2 separate regions of the Homo sapiens genome follow, and region 1 is linked to region 2. Evidence: read pairs that join two places in POLR2A ChIA-PET (ENCODE). Cell type or tissue: PC-9. All regions are shown on one strand. Links, peaks and the distances in the headings refer to the core of each region. The heading gives the core; the rest is flanking DNA.

Region 1 (12,863 bases), core at 4,330-8,329, 85 kb before region 2:
CTAATGTTATGTGGATTAATCTTCAAGATTTCAGTTTAAAGTGTTGGGTAGTTTATTGGAGTCCCATCTTTTGTCAGATGGAGCACTTTCATTTTTGTTCCTCTAGATCCAAGAGACCATCAAAATGCAGCTCAGTTTTACCCTCACTCTTTTAGATTAGCAAATGCTGTTAGGACAAATTGGCATTCAGTGCTGAGCACAGCCTTATGTTCTCCTTTTCTCTTAGATTTTGGCCCACTAATTCCTCACAGTATTTTTTATTTTTTTAGCTCTTTGAGTGTTTTTACATCTATGTTCATTAAGAATATTAATCTGGGGCCGGGCGCGGTGGCTCACGCCTGTAATCCCAGCACTTTGGGAGGCCGAGGCGGGTGGATCATGAGGTCAGGAGATCGAGACCATCCTGGCTAACAAGGTGAAACCCCGTCTCTACTAAAAATACAAAATATTAGCCGGGCGCGGTGGCGGGCGCCTGTAGTCCCAGCTACTGGGGAGGCTGAGGCGGGAGAATGGCGTGAACCCGGGAAGCGGAGCTTGCAGTGAGCCGAGATTGCGCCACTGCAGTCCGCAGTCCGGCCTGGGCGACAGAGCGAGACTCCGTCTCAAAAAAAAAAAAAAAAAAAAAAAAAAAAAAAAAAAAAGAATATTAATCTGTATGGGCTGGGCCGGGTAGCTCACACCTATAATCCCAGCAGTTTGGAAGGCCAAAGCAGGCAGATCACTTGAAGTCAGGAGTTCGAGACCAGCCTGGCCAACACGGTGAAACCCTGTCTCTACTAAAAATACAAAAATTAGCCAGGCATGGTGGCACACGCCTGTAGTCCCAGCCACTTGGGAGGTTGAGGCACTAGAATCACTTGAACCCAAGAGGTAGAGGTGGCAGTGAGCTGAGATGATGCTACTGCACTCTAGCCTGAGTGACAGAGTGAGACGCTGTTTAAAAAAAATACATATATTTATATGTTTTTTTCCCCCGTTGTACTGTTTTTGTCGAGTTTTGGTATCATGCTAAGATGTTTTTTGTATATTTCATGAAGCTTTTTGTGTTTTAAATTTAGATCCTATGATTCATTTTGAGTTAATTTTTGTGTAAAATATCAGATTAGATTTTTTTTTTGATATATGAACATCCAGTTGTTCCAACACCATTTGTTGAAAAGCTGCCCTTTCTCCATTGAATTGCCTTTGTACCTTTGTAAAAAATCAATTGGCTATATTTTTGTGGGTCTATTTCTGGAATCTGTATTCTGTTGCACTGATCTATGTCTCTATCCTTTTGCCACAATACCACTGTCTTGATTATTGACTTTATGGTAAGTCTTATAATTGAGTAGTGTGATTCTTTGAACTTTATTCTCTTTTTTTACAATTGTTTTAGTTATTCTAGTTCCTTTACCTTTCCATTTAAATTTTAGGATCAGTTTGTCCATAGCTACAAAAAAAATCCTACTGGGAATGAACTTGATTGCCTTTCTTTTAAATCTGTAGATCAATTTGTGGAGAAGTGACATCTTTGAGTCTTCCAATTATGAACATATGTCTATATTTATTTAGATCTTCTTTGATTTTTCATCAGTGTTTATGCATATAGATCTGATACATGTTTTGTTAGAAGTATTTAATTTTTCAGACCTATGTTAAAATGGTATCTTTTTAAACATTTTATTTTCCAATTGTTTCCAGTTGTTCATGGCTGCACAGAAATTCTGATTTTGTATCCTGTGACCTTATTAGCACTAGGCTTCTTTTTTTTTTTTGTAAATCTCTTGGGATTTTCAGTGTAGATATCCACACTAGCTGCAAATTAGACAGTTTGAATTCTTCTTTTCCAATGTATGTGTTCTTTTTTTTTTTTTCCTTATTGCAGTACTAGGTTTTTTTTTTATAGATGCCCTTTATAAGGCTGAGAAGATTCTTTTTTATTCCTTGTTTGCTGAAAGTTATTATCATAAAGGAATCTTGAGTATTGTCAAGTGCTTTTTCTGTATGCATTAATATGGTTATATATTTTTTCTTTAAATTATTAATGTGTGGATTGCCGTGATTGAGTTTTGAAAATTGAATCAGTCTTGTAGTACCAGTATAAGCCCCACTTCGTTATGGTATATTATTGTTTTTATTTGTGGCTGGATTTGATTTGCTAATATTTTATTGAGTGTGTTTGCATCTGTGTTCATTAAGAATATTTTTTATTATGTTTTTTCTCCTGTACTGTTTTTGTCTGGTTTTGGTATCATTGTAATACTAGCTTCATGAGTTTGGAAGTATTTTGTCCTTTTCTTTTTTTTTTTCAGACGGAGTCTCACTGTGTCACCCAGGCTGGAGTGCAGTGGTGCAATCTCAGCTCACTGCAAGCTCCGCCTCCCGGGTTCGCGCCATTCTCCTGCCTCAGCCTCGTGACTAGCTGGGACTACTGGTGCCTGCCACCACGCCCGGCTAATTTTTTTTTGTTTTTTAGTAGAGATGGGGTTTCGCCATGTTAGCTAGTATGGTGTCGATCTCCTGACCTCGTGATCTGCCTGCCTGGGCCTCCCAAAGTGCTGGGATTACAGGCGTGAGTCACTGCGCCCGGCCGTATTTTGTCCTTTTCTACTTTCTCTCAGGATTATGTAGAATAGGTGTTATTTCTTTTTTAAATGTTAGTAGAATTTATAAGTGAAACAATCTGGGCCTGGAGTTTTCTTTTTCAGAAGGGTTTTAACTATACGTTTAATTTATTTAATAGTTAAAGGACTATCCTAGTAATATGTTTCAGCTTGGGTGTGTTTTTACTGTTTTTGGTTTTAGAGGAATTGGTCTTTTTCATCTGTTTCATTTTTATAGGTTTGCGTATAGAGTTGTTTGTGGCATTTCGTTATTATACTTTTAATGTGTGCAGGGTTAGTACTGATACCCCTCTTTTATTCTTGATATTGGTAATTTGTGTCTTTTCTCTTTGCCTATCTTGCTGAAGTTTTTATGTTATATTGCTCTTTTGATTTCATTCATATTCACTCTTGGTTTTCTGTTAATATCATTGATATCTGCTTTTTTATTGTTTCCTGCCTTCTATGTGATTTGGAATTGTTTTACTCTTCTTTTTCTAATTGATTAAGATGGAAACCTATGTTATTGATTTGGGGAGTGCCCACACTTCTTTAAACATTTTTCTACTAGCCATTTTAACATCTTTGTCAGTTGATTTCAACATCTGTGTCTTGTTGTCTCTTCTCTTGCAAGTTGAGATTTTCTTAGTTCTTTATATGAGTAATTTTGGATTATGCCTGGACATTTAAAAATATTACGTTATGCGACTCTGGGCCTTTTGTAAATCCTATGGAGAATGTTGATATTTTTGTTTTAGCAGGAATTAGAGCTGGCTGGGTTGAGATGGAAAGGTTTGACCAACCTTCTGTATATTGTAGTTTCCATGTAAGTTCCATTTTCAAAGCCTTTGCAGTGCTAGCTGAATATACTCTATCCTGTGATGTGCCACTGAGTGGCCAGTATGGAACCTGGGCAGTGGTCTCAAGGTCTTTGCTCTGCTGTTTAAGCTTAAGATTATGCTTGCACAGCCTGGGGATGAGCCCGGGAGTTTACAAGCAAGTTTGTTGAGTTGCCTTTCCAGACTCCTCTTTCTGTGACTTTCCTGGTACTTTCTGGTTTTCTGGCTGGAAAACCAGTCACTTCCTGTGACTGTACCTGTCTATATTCAGTGCCAAAGTACCTGTAGAGAAAGAAAAAGAGCAACGTGGATCCACTCTACTCTCTTGGGGTCATGGCACCTCAGAGTAGAACTGTGGAATTATTTGGGGGCTGTGATATCAGAAAATAGAGAAAAGGGAAAAAAAAGATAAAGGGAGAATTTTTCCTCCCTTTCTGTGAACATTAAGAGTCTCCTTTCCCATTCCTTGAGCCAAAAGTAAATGGCTTCTCCTGGAGCTCTCTGTTTTTGCTGCTTGGTTTAGGCCTGACAGTCCAGGCCTAACTTAGTTCAGTAAAATGGGAAACTCTGCTAGAATAGTGAACTTCAAACTCCATTCTTCTTACCGCATTTATCTGCTATAATTCACCTTATTAAGAGTCCTCAAATAGCTGTTCTGTGCTTTCTGTTTATGTTTTATGGCTGCATCAAGTGGGAGAGACATCACTGTGGTTACTTTATTTTACTTGGAACTGGAGCTATGATGTCATTTTTCATACCATCAAAAAGGACCTAGCAACAAATCTAATGATATATGTGTAAAACTCCTATAAGCAAAATTAATAAACTTTATTGAGAGACTTAAAGGAGATAAATACTATGTTCATGGACTGGAAGATTCACTACTGTAAAAATATCAACCATTTCCAAGCTTATTTATGTATCTTTGATGCATTCCCAATCAAAATTTTAAGAGAATTTTGTGGAATTTGATAGAATGATGCTAAAATTTTATGGAGCTAGATAGTGCCAAGAATAGATAAGGCAATATTGAAGAGCAATAAAGAAGACTTCTACCAGCTCAAGACTTATAAAAGTTGTAGTCATTAAGATAGTGAGATGGCAGTCTGAGGACAAATACACCAAAATCAGCACCAGAAAGAGACCCACACATTTGTTGATGTTTGATTTATATCACAATTGGCATGGTAGAGTAACAGGATGGTTGATCTTTTCAATCAGTGGTGCTGGGACATCTTGTTATCTACATAGGAAAGAAGGAAGACTTGGTCCCTATCTCACCCCATACATAAAAATTAACTCCAAGTAGATTAGAGATGTGCAAGACAGAACAATACATATTTTAGAAGGGAGAATTCAGAGGAATACATGTAGAGGAAAATGTATTGCTAACCTTGAGGTTGCAAAAGATTTCTTAAAACATCAAATTTTTTTTTTTTTTTTTGAGATGGAGTCTTGCTTTGTCACCCAGGCTGGAATGCAGTGGTGCAATCTCGGCTCACTGCAAGCTCCGCCTCCCAGGTTCACGCCATTCTCCTGCCTCAGCCTCCCGAGTAGCTGGGACTACAGGCGCCTGCCACCACGCCCGGCTAATTTTTTGTATTTTTAGTAGAGATGGGGTTTCACCACGTTAGCCAGGGTGGTCTCAATATCCTGACCTTGTGATCCGCCCGCCTCGGTCTCCCAAAGTGCTGGGATTACAGGCATAAGCCACCATGCCTGGCCAAATTGTTTTATTTTCCTCTAATTTGATCTTTCTTGAGAGTGTCTGTAAACTCTCTGGAGAGTGGCTGTTAACTGTATGTCTGTCCTGATGGGGCTCCAGGGATTATTGTGGAGCTGGGATATGACCATATGAGATGGTCATGGATGTTTACAGTCTGTCTTTCATGAGATAGTTTTTTATCTTGGTAGATGTCCTAATGCTTAAATGTCAGACCTATGGCCAGGTGTTCTTCTCACAGGAAACTTATACTGGCAGATACCCTTGTGGTTCTTGTCCTATCCGTGTCCAGTTTATTTGACCAAGACAGCCACGCTCTAGGAGAACCCTGACCAAGCGGAGAATTAGGTTCAGGTGTGTTGGTCAGGTGAGCTACAGAGGAGATGGTAAAACAAAACGCATGAAATAACAAGCAGTTTTAATTTCAGATTTTAGAGAGAAGAGAAAGTAGCACACCTTGCAAGGTCAACAGGAAGAGGGGTGCCACCTAGGACACGCAAGTGCAACCAGTGGATGGGATGAAAGAGAAAGGACCTAGGGAACTAAAGCCTTTACTGGGGTCCAGGGTGTTCTTAACCAAGCAAGTTTCCTATGAGGAGTTCTAATTTGTAGGTTGGAGCAAGCAGGCATGAGTCATGCTGTGACTAAGAGGTGGTCACTGAGGCATATCTGTGCAGGGTTTGGGGTCATTAGGGTGAGTCAGGTAGATTCTACCTAGCTCTCCTAAAAGGAGGTGATAACCAGGAGGTGGTTGTAAAAGGCAGGTATCTTGATTGACCACATTGAGGACCTGGGAGGAAATGGAGAACTAAAAACTGTGTCAAGGGTGACTGAGCCCTGATTCTTGAATGAGAAAGTCAGACTTATACTTGAAACGAATGCCAAGGCAACCTAAAATTATAGGAATTCACTACACAAATAAACCACAATTGCAGATAGAAATATTTTGGATATTGTGAGCCAGGTTTCTCATTATTGAAGAAGAGAGTTACAAGTGTAGAAAGTGGGAAGGCAGCCGGGTGCAATGGGTCACACCTGTAATCCCAGCACTTTGGGAGGCTGAGGCGGGCAGATCACGAGGTCAGGAGATTGAGACCATCCTGGCTAACACAGTGAAACCCTGTCTCTACTAAAAATACAAAAAATTAGCTGGGCATGTTGGCACGTGCCTGTAATCCCAGCTACTTGGGAGGCTGAGGCAGAAGAATCGCTTGAACGTGGGAGGTGAAGGTTGCAGTGAGCCAAGATGGCACCACTGCACTCCAGCCTGGGTGACAAAGCGAGACTCCATCTCAAAAAAAGAGAAAGTGGGAAGGCCAGAATGAACCTTGTCAATATAATTGCATTAGAGGCATTAGTGTGACCTCATAGATGTGTATGTGTCTATACACATATGAATATATTACATGTTTATATGAATAATGTGTGTATGTATACATGCATATATTTGTGTATATTTAAACAGACATAGAGCAGTGATGTATAGGTATAGAGATATGTAGATATGATACGGATGTTTGTATTGGTGTGTCTTTGATCCTAAGCCCTTTCAGTGGACAGTTGAAAATAGATATGTGTGTGTCTGTCTATAGATACATACATAAACATACACACACATTTGTTTTCCTAACTGTCAGCTGAGAGGCCTAGAAGCAGTGATACCCCTGTAGCAGTGAACACAACTGGCATCTAGATCTTGGTTTCTAAATACCTTTGTCCACTAAAAGGAACCACTATTTCTTGGAGGAATAGCTGATTTTAGGCTGGAGCATGAAAAATGAGATGAATCTGGAATTTCTTGTGCCAGAAAGTAAGGAATTGCTCAAAGAATGGTCATAGCATGTCATAATGACACTGGAGCTAGCTTAAAGGTCTTCCACTGGCCAAATCTGGGACAATCTGGGTATGAAAATAAATGATAGTGGATTATAACCCTTTGAATAAGATAAAAATCCATGAATTTTTACTGATATAAATAAGTACACAAATAAGGAACGCTCTTCTTTACAGAGGGAAACTGACAAATGATGCAACGATGGAATTAGAAAATTGCCATTTGGCAGCCATCATAGTAGTACTAAAACTAATGGATGAAAGTTTAGTAAGGAACAGGATATTTACATAATCTCAAAATATATTCCCACAGTATACTTATTAATTATAAAGGAAAAACAACATAGAGGAGAAACCTGGAAGATACTATCTGCATTTGCTGTCCAAAGTAAACATCATCAGAGATGGGGCAAATTAACAGAAGTGCCACCTGATAAAATGCAATAAGAACATTGCTACATTTCTGTGGTATTCCTGCCCCAAACCCATAACCTAAATCTAATTGAGAGGAAACATCAGAGAAACCTGCATTTTAAGATATTCTATAAAATAACTGATCTGTGTTCTTCAAAAGTGTTAATGCCATGAAAGACAAAGAAAGAGTGAAGAATTATTCCAGATTAAAGGAGTCTAAAAAGACATAGCTAAACACTTAATCTGGAATTTTCTTTTACTATAAAGGACACTATTGCAGCAGTTCAAGAAATCTAAGCTCTATAGATAATAGTATTTTATCAGTATCCATTGCCCGATCTTGATAATTGTACTGTGGTCATATAAGACATTTTTAAGGGGAAACATTAAAGTATTAAGGAATAAAAAGGAATCATGCCTGCAACTTTCAAATGGTCCAGAAAAAAATATATGTATGTATACAGAGACAAGGGTAAAGCAGATGTAAAATATTAACATTTGGGGAATGTGGTATACAGGAACTTTTTATAACTTTGTATAACTGTATAAATTTACAACTTTTTGTAAGCCTGAAATTATGTCAAAATAAAAAACTAAAAGTAAAGGAAGTACTGTATCATAAAAGGAGATTAATGATAGATTGGACTACTTTAAAATTAGGAACTTCCTCAAAGATAGCATTAAAAGTGAAATGCAAGTTGTGGAGTTGGAGAAAAGAATTGCAACATCTATATTTGACAAAGGACTAGTATCCAGAATATAACAATATCTACAAATAAGAAAATGATAACAATAACGGATGAAATATTTGAACAGGTGCGTCACAAGAGAAAATCTAAATGACCGGTAAATATTTGAAAAGGAGCCATAGCTCATTAATAATCACAAAAAGACAGATTGAAATCAGGAGATTCTATTATATACCTAACAGATTTGCACAAAATTACTTACTCTCACATGTATCTGGTGATGGCAAGGATGTCCAGTGATGGGAATTCTCATGCACTGCTAGTGACAGTATAAATTGGTACAACTATTTTGGAAAACAATTTAGCATTAATGCCAAAATTTAAGATACGCCTAACCTGTGATCCATCAGTTCCTCTTTTGTGTGTATATTCTAGAGAAATGCATGCACGTATGCGAGATTTCCCTACAAGAATGTTCATAGCAGCATTGTATGTAATAGGCAAAATGTCCATCAACATTAGAGTGGATAAATTGTGGTACATACCAGGGAATATTAATAAGAAATGAAAGTGAGTGAATCACAGTTACATACACCAGGATAAACTTCTGACCTAATGTTCAGAGAAAGAGACACAAAAGCATACAGTATGATTCCATTTACATAAAGTTCAGAGGGGAGGCAAAACTAAACCATATTGTTTAGGCATGCATACAGAGGTTGAAAAACTACAAAGAAAAATAAGGGGGTGATTTCCCAAAAAGGGTAGTGGCTACTTTTGCTTGAGACGGAGAAGTGTAATTTGGAAGGGACAGATAATCTTTTGAGTTGCTGGAAATACTCTTCTCTTCTTGGGTGGTGGTTACACATGTACTCACTTTAATTTATTCTTTGTGGAGGATGTTTTAGGTACACCTCTGAATTTAAAACATTGTCTTAGTGGGTTTTGTGAGGTTTTATGAGGGATTATGTAGGTGCATGTTTGTCTGCTTTTTTATTATTATTATTATACTTTAAGTTTTAGGGTACATGTGCACAACGTGCAGGTTAGTTACATATGTATACATGTGCCATGTTGGTGTGCTGCACCCATCAACTTGTCATTTAACATTAGGTATATCTCCTAATGCTATCCCACCCCCCTCCTCCCACCTCACAACAGGCCCCGGTGTGTGATGTTCCCCTTCCTGTGTCCATGTGTTCTTATTGTTCAGTTCCCACCTATGAGTGAGAACATGCGGTGTTTGGTTTTTTGTCTTTGCGATAGTTAGCTGAGAATGATGGTTTCCAGCTTCATCCATGTTCCTACAAAGGACATGAACTCATCATTTTTTATGGCTGCATAGCATTCCATGGTGTATATGTGCCACATTTTCTTAATCCAGTCTATCATTGTTGGACATTTGGGTTGGTTCCAAGTCTTTGCTATTGTGAACAGTGCCGCAGTAAACATATGTGTGCATGTGTCTTTATAGCAGCATGATTTATAATCCTTTGGGTATATACCCAGTAATGGGATTGCTGGGTCAAATGGTATTTCTAGTTCAAGATCCCTGAGGAATTGCCACACTGACTTCCACAATGGTCGAACTAGTTTACAGTCCCACCAGCAGTGTAAAAGTGTTCCTATTTCTCCACATCCTCTCCAGCACCTGTTGTTTCCTGACTTTTTAATGATCGCCATTCTAACTGGTGTGAGATGGTATCTCATTGTGGTTTTGATCTGCATTTCTCTGATGACCAGTGATGATGAGCATTTTTTCATGTGTCTTTTGGCTGCATAAATGTCTTCTTTTGAGAAGTGTCTGTTCATATCCTTCGCCCACTTTTTGATGGGGCTGTTTGTTTTTTTCTTGTAGATTTGTTTGAGTTCATTGTAGATTCTGGATATTAGCCCTTTGTCAGATGAGTAGTTTGCGAAAATTTTCTCCCATTCTGTAGGTTGCCTGTTCACTCTGATGGTAGTTTCTTTTGCTGTGCAGAAGCTCTTTAGTTTAATTAGATCCCTTTTGTCAATTTTGGCTTTTGTTGCCACTGCTTTTGGTGTTTTAGACATGAAGTCCTTGCCCATGCCTATGTCCTGAATGTTATTGCCTAGGTTTTCTTCTAGGGTTTTTATGGTTTTAGGTCTAACATTTAAGTCTTTAATCCATCTTGAATTAATTTTTGTATAAGGTGTAAGGAAGGGATCCAGTTTCAGCTTTCTACCTATGGCTAGCCAGTTTTCCCAGCACCATTTATTAAATAAGAAATCCTTTCCCCGTTTCTTGCTTTTGTCAGGTTTGTCAAAGATCAGATGGTTGTAGATATGTGGCATTATTTCTGAGGGCTCTGTTCTGTTCCATTGATCTATATCTCTGTTTTGGTACCAGTACCATACTGTTTTGGTTACTGTAGCCTTGTAGTATAGTTTGAAGTCAGGTGGCGTGATGCCTCCAGCTTTGTTCTTTTGGCTTAGGATTGACTTGGCAATGCAGGCTCTGTTTTGGTTCCATATGAACTTTAAAGTAGTTTTTTCCAATTCTGTGAAGAAAGTCATTGGTAGCTTGATGGATGGCATTGAATCTATAAATTACCTTGGGCAGTATGGCCATTTTCACGATATTGATTCTTCCTACCCATGAACATGGAATGTTCTTCCATTTATTTGTATCCTCTTTTATTTCATTGAGCAGTGGTTTGTAGTTCTCCTTGAAGAGGTCCTTCATGTCCTTTGTAAGATGAATTCCTAGATATTTTATTCTCTTTGAAGCAATTGTGAGTGGGAGTTCACTCATGATTTGGCTCTCTGTTTGTCTGTTATTGGTATATAAGAATGCTTGTGATTTTTGCACATTGATTTTGTATCCTGAGACTTTGCTGAAGTTGCCTATCAGCTTAAGGAGATTTTGGGCTGAGATGATGGGGTTTTCTGGATATACAATCATGTCATCTGCAAACAGGGACAATTTGACTTCCTCTTTTCCTAATTGAATACCCTTTATTTCCTTCTCCTGCCTGATTGCCCTGGCCAGAACTTCCAACACTATATTGAATAGGAGTGGTGAGAGAGGACATCCCTGTCTTGTGCCAGTTTTCAAAGGGAATGCTTCCAGTTTTTGCCCATTCACTATGATATTGGCTGTGATATGACAGACCGTCATAGATAGCTCTTATTATTTTGACATACAACCCATCAATACCTAATTTATTGAGAGTTTTTAGCATGAAGGTTGTTGAATTTTGTCAAAGGCCTTTTCTGCGTCTCTTGAGATAATCATACGGTTTTTGTCTTTGGTTCTGTTTATATGCTGGATTACATTTATTGATTTGCGTATGTTGAACCAGCCTTGCATCCCAGGGATGAAGCCCACTTGATCATGGTGGATAAGCTTCTTGATGTGCTGCTGGATTTGGTTTGCCAGTATTTTATTGAGGATTTTTGCATCAATGTTCATCAGGGATATTGGTCTAAAATTCTCTTTTTTTGTTGTGTCTCTGCCAGGCTTTGGTATCAGGATGATGCTGGCCTCATAAAATGAGTTAGGGAGGATTCCCTCTTTTTCTTTTGATTGGAATAGTTTCAGGAGGAATGGTACCAGCTCCTCCTTGTACCTCTGGTAGAATTTGGCTGTGAATCCATCTGGTCCTGGATTTTTTTGGTTGGTAAGCTATTAATTATTGCCTCAATTTCAGAGCCTGTTATTGGTCTGTTCAGAGATTCAACTTCTTCCTGGTTTAGTCTTTGGAGGGTGTATGTGTCGAGGAATTTATCCATTTCTTCTAGATTTTCTAGTTTATTTGTGTAGAGGTGTTTATAGTATTCTCTGATGGTAGTTTGTATTTCTGTGGGATCAGTGGTGATATCCCCTTTATCATTTTTTGTTGCATCTATTTGATTCTTCTCTTTTCTTCTTTATTAGTCTTGCTAGTGGTCTATCAATTTTGTTGATCTTTTCAAAAAACCAGCTTCTGGATTCATTGATTTTTTTGAAGGGTTTTTTGTGTCTCTATTTCCTTCAGTTCTGCTCTGATCTTAGTTATTTCTTGCCTTCTGCTAGCTTTTGACTGTGTTTGCTCTTGCTTCTCTAGTTCTTTTAATTGTGATGTTAGGGTGTCAGTTTTAGATCTTTCCTGCTTTCTCTTGTGGGCATTTAGTGCTATAAATTTCCCTCTACACACTGCTTTGAATGTGTCCCAGAGATTCTGGTATGTCATGTCTTTGTTCTCATTGGTTTCAAAGAACATCTTTATTTCTGCCTTCATTTCGTTATTTACCCAGTAGTCATTCAGGAGCAGGTTGTTGAGTTTCCATGTAGTTGAGCGGTTTTGAGTGAGTTTCTTAATCCTGAGTTCTAGTTTGATTGCACTGTGGTCTGAGAGACAGTTTGTTATAATTTCTGTTCTTTTCCATTTGCTGAGGAGTGCTTTACTTCCAACTATGTGGTCAATTTTGGAATAAGTGCGGTGTTGTGCTGAGAAGAATGTATATTCTGTTGATTTGGGGTGGAGAGTTCTGTAGATGTCTATTAGGTCTGCTTGGTGCAGAGCTGAGTTGAATTCCTGGATATCCTTGTTAACCTTCTGTCTCGTTGATCTGTCTAATGTTGACAGTGGGGTGTTAAAGTCTCCCATTATTATTGTGTGGGAGTCTAAGTCTCTTTCTAGGTCTCTAAAGACTTGCTTTATGAATCTGGGTGTTCCTGTATTAGGTGCATATATATTTAGGATAGTTAGCTCTTCTTGTTGAATTCAGCCCTTTACCATTATGTAATGGCCTTCTTTGTCTCTTTTGATCTTTG
Region 2 (12,863 bases), core at 5,261-9,260:
ATGATCTAAAGTGTAATTTGTTTTCACTCAGTAACTTATTTACTCAATCTTTAATTTTTATTGAGGACTCACTGTGCATAACCTTATAGTACATGGAAGAATAAATGTGCATATTGTACCAGGTGCTAAGAGTGTTAAAATGAATAGAAGTAGTCCCTACTTTCAAGGATCTTGTATCTATAGAGTCATATAAATATGTACATATAGTATGTAATAAGTGGTAAATTAGAAGAAAAGGCTGATTTCAGGATGTGAAATTCATTTAATTGGCCTCCACTTAAGCCAGCTCATTGGATTCATTGATGCTGTCCATTCCTTCTATAAAATATAGGATGGATGCTCATAGGGAATAGTATACCAGGCTTTGTTGATTCCACAAGTTGACTTGTAACCTTAACAATAATAACAGCTGGGAAAGTTATTTAACCTGAAAAAAATGCTGCTACTACTACTACTACTACCACTACCACTACTACTACTACTACTACTACTACTACTACTACTACTACTACTACTAGCAAACTTTTATCTAGTGATTATTGTATGTCAGGCTGTCTTCTAAATGTTTTATATATATTAACTCACTTAACCTTCCTGGTAACCTTAAGAAAAATGTAATATTACTATCCATACTTTAGAGGTAAGGACACTGAAGCATAGAGAAACTTAATTACTTGTCCCAGTTTAGTCAGCTAGCAATGGTAGGACCAGGATTTGAACCCAAGCAGCCTAGCTCTAGAGACCAAACTCTTACAACTACGGCTGTCACTCAAGAGCCAGCTGTGTTTATTTTCAACCTTGTATATGTCAAGTTGTACATATTAGTGTCATTCTTAACTTAATTAAATATTATATAAATTGATGAAATGTGAGTATAAAAAACGTGAATGTTTTTATAAAAATAAGTGCTTTGGAAGCAATTTTGCTAAAAATCACTAATTAGGCATGGTCAAAACAACTGTAAAAGATTCAGGAGGAAATGGTTTAAGAAAAACTGCACTCGAATTGCTTTGTAGGTGTCTTTATGTTTTTACTCCCATTTATGTATTTATGTATTTATTTATTTATTTATTTTGAGTCTGAATCTTGCTCTGTCATCCAGGCTGGAGTGCAGTGGCGCGATCTCAGCTCACTGCAACCTCTGCCTCCCAGGTTCAAACGATACTCCTGCTTCAGCTTCCTGAATAGCTGGGATTACAGGTGCGCACTGCCACGCCCAACTAATTTTTGTATTTTTAGTAGATACAGGGTTTCACCATGTTGGCCAGGCTGGTCTCAAACTTTTGACCTCAGGTGATCCACCCAGCTCGGCCCCCCAAAGTGCTGGGATTAGAGGTGTGAGCCACCGTGTCAGCCTATTCCCATTTAAAGAACTGAAAAATACAGCCAGGGCCTTACAGGGGTGGCATACGCAAGAAAGACCTGTAATTCCCATTAGCAAGCCCATACTCCAGGGTCTTACTCAACACCAAAATATCAGTTATTTGTATACGTTTATGTTTAAAATAAAACAAAATGTTTAAAGTATACATATTATTTTAAAAATGATTCTCTGGGTTAACTGACCTTGCTGAGTGATTTGTCCTCTCTCTGTCCAATGCTGTCAGTTAAGATGGCTTTTCTTATAGTTAGAAGCAACATTTAATCCAGATTGTGATGGTTAGGAAAGAATTTCTGGTGGAGATAGATATCTGAGATAAGACTTACTGAATGGGTAAGACATGAAAGTGAAGGAGGAAAAGGATATTTCAGGTAGAGATAACAGCAACTAACAATGCACAGAGGTAGAAGAATGTGCATAGTAAACTGTAAGTAGTTTATTACAGCCATAGCATAGAATGTGAATGGCTGTTGGAAATAGCTGAGACTGGATAGGAAGTTAGAGGTTAGATTGTGAAAAAATTTGTATTGCTTTCTTTATGATTTTGCTCTGCTTTCTCAAAGTCTGTTCTCAACATAGGAGTTAGAATGATGCCCTTAAAACGTAGTTCAGGGCTGGGTGCGGTGAACCCTGTAATCCTAGCATTTTGGGAGGCCGAGGCAGGTGGATCACGTGAGGTCAGGAGTTCAAGACCAGCCTGGCCAACATGGTGAAACCCTGTCTCTACTAAAAATACAAAAATTAGCCAGGTGTGGTGGCGTGCACCTGTAGTCCCAGCTACTCGGGAGGCTAAGACAGGAGAATCACTTGAACTCGGGAGGCGCAGGTTGCAATGAGCCAAGACCATGCCATTGCATTTCAGCCTGGGCAGCAAGAGTGAAACTCCATCTCAAAAAAAAAAAAAAAAAAAAAAACAAGAGACTTTGTCAAAACCAGAGAAGCAAAGAAGGAGATTTTGAAAATATTATTAATGTGTTTGTTTCCATTAAAGCCAGAAAAATAAAACTATAATTAGTCCAATTTCTGGTATAAATAAATTTAAACTTAAAGTAATATGTGAGTTTTAATGCACCTACTTTTCAATTTTTTAGCATTTTTTAACTACTTTGATGTTCTGGAAAAATGTTAACTACAGCCAGGTGTGGTGGTTTATGCCTGTAATCCCAGTGCTTTGGGAGGCTGAGGTGGGAGGATTGCTTGAGGCCAAGAGTTTGAGACTAGCCTGAGCAACATAGTGAGACCCTGTCTCTACAAAAAAATTAAAAAATTTGTCAGGCATGGTTGCATGCACCTGTAATCCTAGTTACTTGGGAGGCTGAGATAGGAGGACCACTTGAGCCCAGGAGTTGGAGGCCAATAGAGCAAGACCCTGAAAAAAGAAAAGAAGAATGTTAACCATTAAAAAAAAATATACATCAAAACACATATGTGCAGTTTTGATGCACATTAATGGTATCAGTGTGGCTCATTAAGATACTCTTGGGTTCTATATTTAAATGTTTGATATTTTGCTCATTATGGATTGTTTACATTAATTTTGATTTTAAAATATTGCATTAAAATATTATTTTTCTTGATTATTGAATTTTTGAGCACTCTTTTAAATTTTGCACCCTGGGCGAATGCTTTACTTCATTCTAATTTCCAGTAGTATCTTCCACTATAAAATGAGTTCCTTGGTTGGAGGTGATGTTGAGTGAGATTCTGTAGAATTCTGGAATTCTGTAGTGTAGTGTTCAGAAAGTCTGTTAATTATAGTGCTGGCAGAGAGTTGTGGGCAGGGAAAGCAAATCCTTAGCTGGAATACATAACTATTCTTGTGAGGGGATCTCAACCTTGGCTGCACATTGGAAGCACCTCAATCTCTGTGGGTGGGACCTAAGCATCATTGATTGTTAAAGCTCTCCAGGTGATTCAGTGTGCAGCCAAGATTGAGAACCAGTGATCTACAGCAGTCCTTCTTAAACTTTAATATACGCATGAATCCTATGGAAGTCTCATTAAAATACAGATGTCTTAGTTTCAGGGAGTAAGTATGCATTCATAAAAAGCTTCCCATCACTGCTGGTCCATTGACTACACTTTGAGTAGCAAAGCTTTGTTGTGTGCTACAAAAATTTCACTGTTTTCACCTCACCAACTATAGGCCACAGTTGAGTCCAGATTTCAATGAACAAACCCAGCAGACTGTTAACACCATTTCTTTTTTTTTCCTTTTTGGACGGAGTCTCGCCCTGTCACCCAGGCTGGAGTGCAGTGGTGCAATCTCGGCTCACTGCAACCTCCGCCTCCCAGGTTCAGGTGATTTTCCTGCCTCAGCCTCCTGAATAGCTGAGATTACAGGCACCCTCCATCACTCCCCACTAATTTTTATATTTTTAGTAGAGACGGGGTTTCACCATGTTGGCCAGGCTGGTCTCTTAACTCCTAACCTCAGGAGATCCACCTGCCTTGGCCTGTCAAAGTGCTGGAATTACAGGTGTGAGCCACCACCCTGGCCCTGTTAACACCATTTCTAAATGTCTGAGCTAACACTTTAAATCATGAATCTTGGGTGAACATACCCATATCAGTAAATTCAGCCCTACCTAACTACATATTTTTTTCTTTTGATCTAATAACCCTAGAATCAATTTTCTTACATGCTCTCTGGAATCCTACTGATACAAATAAGAAAGTTTCTACAACTCCAGTGTATATGCTTGTACTTATATCTCCCTACCTTGTACTTATATCTCTAGGCGAAGCTAGCCTCTAACCCCTCTTATTGGCCTTTTTGAGGTAGTGAAAAGTGGTAAAGGTGGGTGCTGAGGAGAATGGGCATTTCTTTCTGAGGCAACCGTTTCAGATGAAGTTACTGAAAGGTTTTTATGCAAGAGAAAGCTGGTTGGAACATGGGTGAGGAGGACTGTTCTTTTTAGCAGAAAGTTTTGGGATTTTGGGGTTCCAAAGTTAGGCTTCATTTGTTTGTTCATACATCCTTATCCCAAGGCACAAGAGTCCCACTTCTTCTCAACCCTTGCCCTTACCTTCGGTCTGGCAGGGTTGTACTTTTAAATGGCATTGCACATCTGCAGACCACTCAGGCATTGGGCCAGATCTTCAGCCATGTCTGTCTTGGGCTTTAAGGTTGCAAAAATGAAGAAGATATGATACCTTGAAGTTATATGCTATTTTTGTAAACATTATAGTTTTCTCTCTGCTTAACTTTAGACTTAACATGAGAATGAGTATGGAAAGTTGAAGTATTTCTTTGAATGTATTACATTCCATTGCCAATCAGTGAATATTTAGAGGGGGCCTTAAATGTCCAAGATGCTGTATCATATTGACATTAGATTATAATTTGTTGGCCATTAACATTTTGTGTTTTTTATTTACAGAAACTTATTGGAGAAGTGTTTAATATTGTGAGCCAACAGTCTACTGCTCGACCTGGCTGCATTATTGAACTCGACGCAATAACCAACCAAGTAAAAACATGCTTGTGAATTGGTGATATTCGTATACTTTATCCCATGGTGTTTTATATGTATATGATATATGTCATTCTCAGAATAATTTTCTTGTTTGTTATTAAATGCAGACAACTTATGTTGATTCCCATAGTGAAAATCTACTAATGATTTAGGGATTATTTTTCTCCTTGGGAAACCAAGAACTGTATGTTCTCATTTATAAGTGGGCGCTAAGCTATGAGTATGCAAAGGCATGCAGAGCAATATAATGGACTTTAGAGACTCAGAAGAGGGAGGGTGGAAATGGAACTAGAGATTTGAAAAACCACATGTTAGGTACAGTGTACACTACTTGGGTGATGGGTGCACTAAAATCTCAGAATTCACTACTAGTTCATCCATGTAACAAAAAAACCACTTGTACCCCAAAAGCTATTTAAGTAAAATTTTTTAAAAAAGGAATTATTCTTCTCCAGTTGAATTGTATTTGTAGCAAAGGAAATTTGATTCATTTAGAGAAACCATGACCTTGATCTTGAAATGCTGAGAGAAAATACAGTGCAGCTGCATAGAAGGGTCGGGTTGTGGTTTCTCATTTTATATTATTACTCTTTTCAACTCAATAGAGGGTAACCTCAGTTTCAGAGTGTTTGCCTTGTTAGGCCCCATGTTGGGTACTTTTGTGAGGTCCTTTAAAATGCAGATGAAAGTCAGATTCAAGTGGACATATACTTTTTAATCACAGGTCCTTTGTGTAGTATTCCTCCCCAGCTACTACCTAGGAAAGAAGGAGAACCCTTCTCCCTAGAGGGAGATGTAAAACCCATTTTAGCCCTCAGGATATTTGTTTCTTTAGGACTATGTTTATGGTCTAAGGGATAGAACTAACATTTATTCCAAATGTGAAAAGGATTAGTTTGGTAAAGAAGCTACCAATAGTTTTAAACAAGGAAATGAAGAAAGAGCCAACTATAGTTGAAAGCAAGTATAGAGTTACATCATAAATTTTCTTTAGTGTCTTGCACTTTCTATTGGGGAAAATGTACTCATTTCTGCTAATATAGATAAAATACATCATCTCTTGATAGCAGAACTGGGGCTGCCAGACCCATATTGCTAATACCTCCTGGGAAATGCTTAACTTTTTAATCCCCAGTGCCCCACCTTTCTTCAGATTCAGCCTGTGATTTCTTTTTTCTACTCAATAGGAATGTAGAAGAGTGGGTTGGCTTCCTTCCTATAGATAACTTAATTTTTAATGGATTGGATGTTAAATTCATCCCCTACTTTAGCCTCCTTTGCACTCATTACCATGGGATATTAACACAGTCTGCTCTCACAAAGCAGTTTTTTTACTTCATATTTGCTCAACACTTTTTCCCCTGCTCCTTGTGCCTATTTTTAACACAGGGGCTGGTAAACTGTAAGCAATAATGAATGACAAAGTTTAAAATTCTTTCTAGGTTTGTTCCCAATGTGTTGTATGATTTCTATATCTGTGAAGACATCACCCTTCTCTTTACTTTCATCTATTGTTTGTCCCTTGGGGAAATGACCTCCTAGACAATGAATGTGAAGAGATTTTTAATGTTTCTACCTAGAGAAACACAAAATACCCTATAACTTTCATAAAATTGTATGGCCCAACCTAATATTATAATCCTTTTATTTCTTTCTATTATGTAAAGAGGCAGGTTTTCCTTTATTCTATAAGATTATAGACTCCTCATCCAATGCCAAGATAATCATAGCTGCTTCCTTTTCTTGAAATCTCTGGGGGAGCCATCTGATTGATTGTCTTAATACACTTCCAAAATAAGCTTTTGTTTGGATCTAGCCTTTCCTTGAACTTCAGTTCCTGTTAAGGTTCTAAGTAGCCATTCGTGATAGTCTTAAAACATGGTCATGGAGCATAGCAGTTGACAGTGATGTTTCATCCATCCTTCGAGGGGTTCTAGTTACTTATGTGTAAGTTTAGTTCTCTAGAGATGTATCATCCTGCTGGCTGTTATAGGATCCCTCATAATTCCCACTAGACAGAGCTATTGGGATACTTCGAGGAGCTTTCTGGGTTTTGTTTTGTTTTTTGGTTCTCCAGTGGAATTGAAAAAATTACAAGTTGTGTAGTAGTCTAGTGTGTCTTACATAGTGCAGCCCTCCCTAGTCAGTTGTGAATCTGATGCTTTCAGGCTCAAAGTGGTGAAGGTTGCTTAACTGTTCTTTAAATTTGGAATTTGGGTTTTTTAGCATCTTTTTTTTTTTTTTTTTCCTGAGAAGCAAACCTGTTGATTTGTTTGTACTAGAGCTCTTCTATTCTGCTATTGGCTGTGACATTTTTGAAAGTAATTTTTCTCTGACCAGGATAGTTTTAATGATTCTCTTCTGTTGCTTTTTTCTTTCTAATTAGTAGTGGTAAAGAATAGAAATTGTTAGATATATTTCTTCTGCATTAGCATTGGGGAGGTGACAGATGGGAGATGGGAGACAGGGAATTTCAAAGATAAAACCTCTTCATTTTTTTTTGTATTTGTAGTGTGGCTCAAATACACAGTTGCTTCATGTGTTTCAAGAAGACTTCATTATAGGATATAAACCACATAAGGAAGATATGGAGAAAAAGGAAACAGAAATATTTTTTCAGCCATCACAAGGTACTTTAAAAAAATAGTCTGCATTTGTTTACCTTCATGCTAAAAAATGATCTCTAAGTTTTCACTGAGTATGGATCTTCAAAAGTTACCACTCTCATAATTTTTGACAGATTCACCAGTTAGTTCTGTCAAAATTGCTTGCTTGTAGATGAAGAGGGCTGTGGGTGAAAATTACTTTTTGCAAGACAATTCATTGGTGACATCAACTTTTACTAAGAAATGGTATCTGTGAACCTTAATTTGTTTTAAAAAGTAAGTTTCTTCAACTCTATAATTAAATTATTTTGATTGGTAGTTCCATTTGGTATCTTAAGGAAAACAGTTAATTTTATTACAGGTTTTAAAAAATTACCAGTAAATTGCTTCAGACCAATGATGAATATAAGATATAAGGTATCATGTTGTGTGGGACACTAGAAACCTCATGGAAATAGTGAATGCAAGGTACCATCTCACAGTTTTCCCCTTTGAAGTGTGGTATTTTTTCCTTTTTGTGAAAGTAAGTAGTTTAACCCTTTCAAAAACAAACAATATGACGTTTAGTTTAAACTTTATAACTTAGCTTAAAATGTTCCCTTCAGACGTTAAACTTTTATTTAAGTTTTTTAAATTGGCAAATAAAATTGTGTGTATATATATAACTTCATAATTATAAAACCAACATGTTCTATTTGAAAAGCCATGTCTTTAAGAATTAAGTGTCTATGGCGAATATTTAGTTTACAAAGGGTTTTCAGATAATTAATCTCATGTGGTTACAAATTGTGAATATCCAGATGGACATATTTAATTTTCTTAGTGTAGTCTTCATCACGAAATTATGTATAGCATCTAAGGAAACTGTTTCTATGTAATTTGTGCAGACAATTTCCTTCGCTTTAGTGAAAATCAGATTGAGGTCCTGTATTCTAAGAAGCTTAGCTCAAACATCTTTTCACTCGTCAGACTAGTAACTTGTTTTTCTTTCGTATATCTTTCTTCATACACAAAACTTTTCTTATTTGTGTTATTCAATTATGTTAAGTTTTATTTCACTATCATTATAACAGCAGTACTGCTTTACCAATTTAAAATTTACTTTTCTGTAGTATCTTACCTTTGCCTGGGTTAATCTTTTTAATATGGTTTCCAACAAATGTAGCTGCCATTTATCACATTATTTCTAACAGGAAAGATATGCCAGCTTACCAGAATTCAATGCTTATATAAAGTTGGTACTTTTCTTTATAATATTTTAATTGACTTGCATTAAAAATTTTCTTTATTTCTCGCTTTTGATATTTGTTATGCCACTGCTAAATCAGGCCAAAAGATTTCCTCAGTGCTTTCTTGGTTTTCCTTTAGTTTTTGTGTGAAATTTCTCTTTCTTCCTGATTTTATAGCTGTGTTCTTAAAGGACTTGTGTAGGTTTCTCCTCTTCTCTGCCTCTGCTTTATTTTGTACTAAGTTTTAATTTAAAGTTAATTACCCTTTTAGTTAAGAAAAATGCCAAAAATAGACAAAATTATAGTGCATAATTAAATGAACCTCCATATTCCCATAATGTAGGTTAAAGATTTTATCACACTTGCTTTGTCTACACAATTTTTCTTTTCCTTTTCCCCCCGAATTTTTTTTTTTTTTTTCCGAGACAGAGTTTGCTTTGCTGCCCAGGCTGGAGTGCAGTGGCGTCATCTCAGCTTACTGTAACCTCCACCTCCCAGGTTCAAGCAATTCTCCTGCCTCAGCCTCCCGAGTAGCTGGGATTACAGCTACTCGGCTGTAAGCCCACCTGGCTAATTTTTTTGTATTATTACTAGAGTCAGAGTTTTACCCCATTGGCCAGGTTGGTCTTGAACTCCTGACCTCAAGTGATCAGCTCACCTTGACTCCCAAAGTGCTGGGATTACAGGCGTGAGCCACTACGCCTGGCCCCCCTGAAATATTTTAAAGCAAATCCACCTACAGTGTTGTTTCACTTCCATATGCGTTTCTAAAAATAACTTCCTTACATATTTGCTGTTATCAAATTGATAATAAAATTCCTCAGAATCGTGCAATAACTACTCCATATTTCTTCCAGTTGTCTAAAAAATGTTGAGCTTTTTGTTTGTTTATGTGTTTTTGTTTGAATCTATATCCAAACAAAGTTTACATATTGTGTTTTCATTGTCTATTTAAAGAGTATTTTAATCTAAAGTGATACCTTATATACACCCTCATTATGCCACTGACTTGTTTTAGAGCAAGTTTATTTTTATTATTATTTTTTATTATACTTTAATTTCTGGAATACATGTGCAGAACATGCAGGTTTGTTACATACGTATACATGTGCCATGGTGGTTTGCTGCACCTATCAACCCATCATCTACATTAGGTATTTCTCCTAATGCTATCCCTCTCTTAGCCCCCCACCCCCCAACAGGCCCTGGTGTGTGATGTTCCCTTCCCTGTGTCTGTGTGTTCTCATTGTTCAACTCCCACTTATGAGTGAGAACATGCAGTGTTTGGTTTTTCTGTTCCTGTGTTAGTTTGCTGAAAATGATGGTTTCCAGCTTCATCCATGTCCCTGCAAAGGACATGAACTCATCCTTTTTTATGGCTGCATAGTATTCCATGGTGTATATGTGCTACATTTTCTTTATCCAGTCTATCATTGATGGGCATTTGGGTTGGTTCCAAGTCTTTGCTATTGTGAACAGTGCCGCGATAAACATACATGTGCATGTGTCTTTATGGTAGAATGATTTATAATCCTTTGGGTATATACCCAGTAATGGGATTGCTGGGTCAAATGGTATTTCTGGTTCTAGATCCTTCAGGAATTGCCACACTGTCTTCCACAATGGTTGAACTAATTTATACTCCCACCAACAGTGTAAAAGCCTTCCTGTTTCTCCACATCCTCTCCAGCATCTGTTGTTTCTTGACTTTTTAATGATTGCCATCCTAACTGGCATGAGATGGTATCTCATTGTGGTTTTGATTTGCGTTTCTCTAATGACCAGTGATGATGAGCATTTTTTCATATGTTTGTTGGCCACATAAATGTGTTCTTTTGAGAAGTGTCTGTTCATATCCTTTGCCCACTTTTTGATGGGGTTATTTTTTTCTTGTAAATTTGTTTAAGTTCCTTATAGATTCTGGATATTAGCCCTTTGTCAGATGGATAGATTGCAAAAATTTTCTCCCATTCTGTAGGTTGCCTGTTTATTCTGGTGATAGTTTCTTTTGCTGTGCAGAAGCTCTTTAGTTTAATTAGAACCCACTTGTCAATTTTGGCTTTCGTTGCCATTGTTTTTGGTGTTTTAGTCATGAAGGCTTTGCCCATGCCTGCGTCCTGAATGGTATTGCCTAGGTTTTCTTCTAGGGTTTTTATGATTTTAGGTCTTACGTTTCAGTCTTCAGTCCCTCTTGAGTTAATTTTTGTATGAAGTGTAAGAAAGGGGTCCAGTTTCAGTTTTCTGCATGTGGCAAGCCAATTTTCCTAGCACCATTTGTTAAATAGGGAATCCTTTCCCCATTGCTTGTTTTTGTCAGGTTTGTCAAAGATCAGATGGTTGTAGGTGTGTGGTGTTATTTCTGAGGACTCTGTTCTGTTCCATTGTTCTATGTATCTGTTTTGGTACCAGTACCATGCTGTTTTTGTTACTGTAGCCTTGTAGTATAGTTTGAAGTCAGGTAGCGTGATGCCTCAAGCTTTATTCTTTTTGCTTAGGTTTGTCTTGGCTACGAGGGCTCTTTTTTGGTTCCATATGAAATTTAAAGTGTTTTTTTCTAATTCTGTGAGGAAAGTCAATGGTAGCTTGATGGGGATAGCATTGAATCTATAAATTACTTTGGGCAGTATGGCGATTTTCACAATATTGATTTTTTCCTGTCCATGAGCATGGAATGTTTTTCCATTTGTTTATGTCCTCTCATTTCCTTGAGCAGTGGTTTGCAGTTCTCCTTGAAGAGGGTCTTGTAAGTTGTATTCCTAGGTATTTTATTCTCATTGTAGCAATTGTGAATGGGAGTTCACTCATGATTTGGCTCTCTGTCTGTTATTGGTGTATAGGAATGCTTGTGATTGTTGCACATTGATTTTGTATCCTGAGACTTTGCTGAAGTTGCTTATTAGCTTAAGGAGATTTTGGGCTGAGACGATTGGGTTTTCTAAATATACAGTCATGTCATCTGCAAAGAGAGACAATTTGACTTCCTCTCTTCCTATTTGAATACCCTTTATTGCTTTCTCTTGCCTGATTGCCCTGGCCAGAACTTTCAGTACCATGTTGAATAGGAGTGGTGAGAGAGGGCATCCTTGTCTTGTGCTGCTTTTCAAAGGGAATACTTCCAGCTTTTGCCCATTCAGCATGATATTGGCTGTGGGTTTGTCATAAATAGCTCTTATTATCTTGAGATAAGTTTCATTAATACGTAGTTTATTGAGAGTTTTTAGCATGAGGGGCTGTTGAATTTTATCAAAGGCCTTTTCTGTATCTATTGAGATAATCATGTGGTTTTTGTCATTGGTTCTGTTTACGTGATGGAGTACATTTATTGATTTGTGTACGTTGAACCAGCCTCTCATCCCAGGGATGAAGCCGACTTGATCGTGGTGGATAAGCTTTTTGATGTGCTGCTGGATTCGGTTTGCCAGTATTTTATTGAGGTTTTTCGCATTGATGTTCATCAGGGATATTGGCCTGAAATTTTCTTTTTTTGTTGTGTCTCTGCCACGTTTTGGTATCAGGATGATGCTGGCCTCATAAAATGAGTTAGGGAGGAGTCCCTCTTTTTCTATTGATTGGAATAGTTTCAGAAGGAATGGTACCAGCTCCTCTTTGTACCTCTGGTAGAATTTGGCTGTGAATCTGTCTGGTCCTGGGCTTTTTTGGTTGATAGGATATTAATTACTGCCTCAATTTCAGAACTTGTTATTGGTCTATTCAGGGATTTGACTTTTTCCTGGTTTAGTCTTTGGAGGGTGTATGTGTCCAGGAATTTATCCATTTCTTCTAGATTTTCTAGTTTATTTGTGTAGAGGTGTTTATAGTATTCTCTGATGGTAGTGTTTATTTCTGTGGGATCAGTGATGATAGCCCCTTTATCATTTTTTATTGTGTCTGTTTGATTCTTTTCTTTTTTTCTTTATTAGTTTGGCAAGTAGTCTATCTATTTTGTTAATCTTTTCAAAAAACCAGCTCCTGGATTCACTGATTTTTGGAAGGGTTTTTTGTATCTCTGTCTCCTTCAGTTCTAGAGCAAGTTTTTTTTTTTAAAGAAGTTTCTCTGACTACTTACTTGTGATGTTGTTTAAACTTTTTCTTGTCTACTGTATTGCCTGTACAGTGGAAGTTAGCTCTACAGACTTGATTAGATCTGGGTTCAACATTCTGGGTGATG

The links. Peaks named below come from ENCODE experiments on the same cell type or tissue, not always from the same donor. Only the 100,000 strongest peaks of a DNase experiment are listed, where the experiment ranks them.
Region 1: POLR2A ChIA-PET joins it to region 2 with 6 read pairs; 2 of 35 experiments call an interaction of 5 or more read pairs at or near these places.

The regions. Positions count from the first base shown.
Region 1 is chr15:51,593,296-51,606,158 of GRCh38, reverse strand. The region is part of intron 1 of DMXL2 (Dmx like 2); the gene reads left to right. Among named protein-coding and RNA genes, the nearest start is that of DMXL2, 23 kb to the left of the region's middle. RefSeq lists an enhancer at 2,313-2,607. In PC-9, for the core only: no CTCF peak of the experiment used is centred there; a DNase peak (open chromatin) is centred at 5,858; H3K27ac peaks cover 1,675 bases.
Region 2 is chr15:51,509,069-51,521,931 of GRCh38, reverse strand. DMXL2 (Dmx like 2) reads left to right here. Exons shown (of 44, transcript NM_001378457.1): 14 at 4,765-4,854; 15 at 7,373-7,490. Among named protein-coding and RNA genes, the nearest start is that of DMXL2, 110 kb to the left of the region's middle. In PC-9, for the core only: no CTCF peak of the experiment used is centred there; no DNase peak of the experiment used is centred there.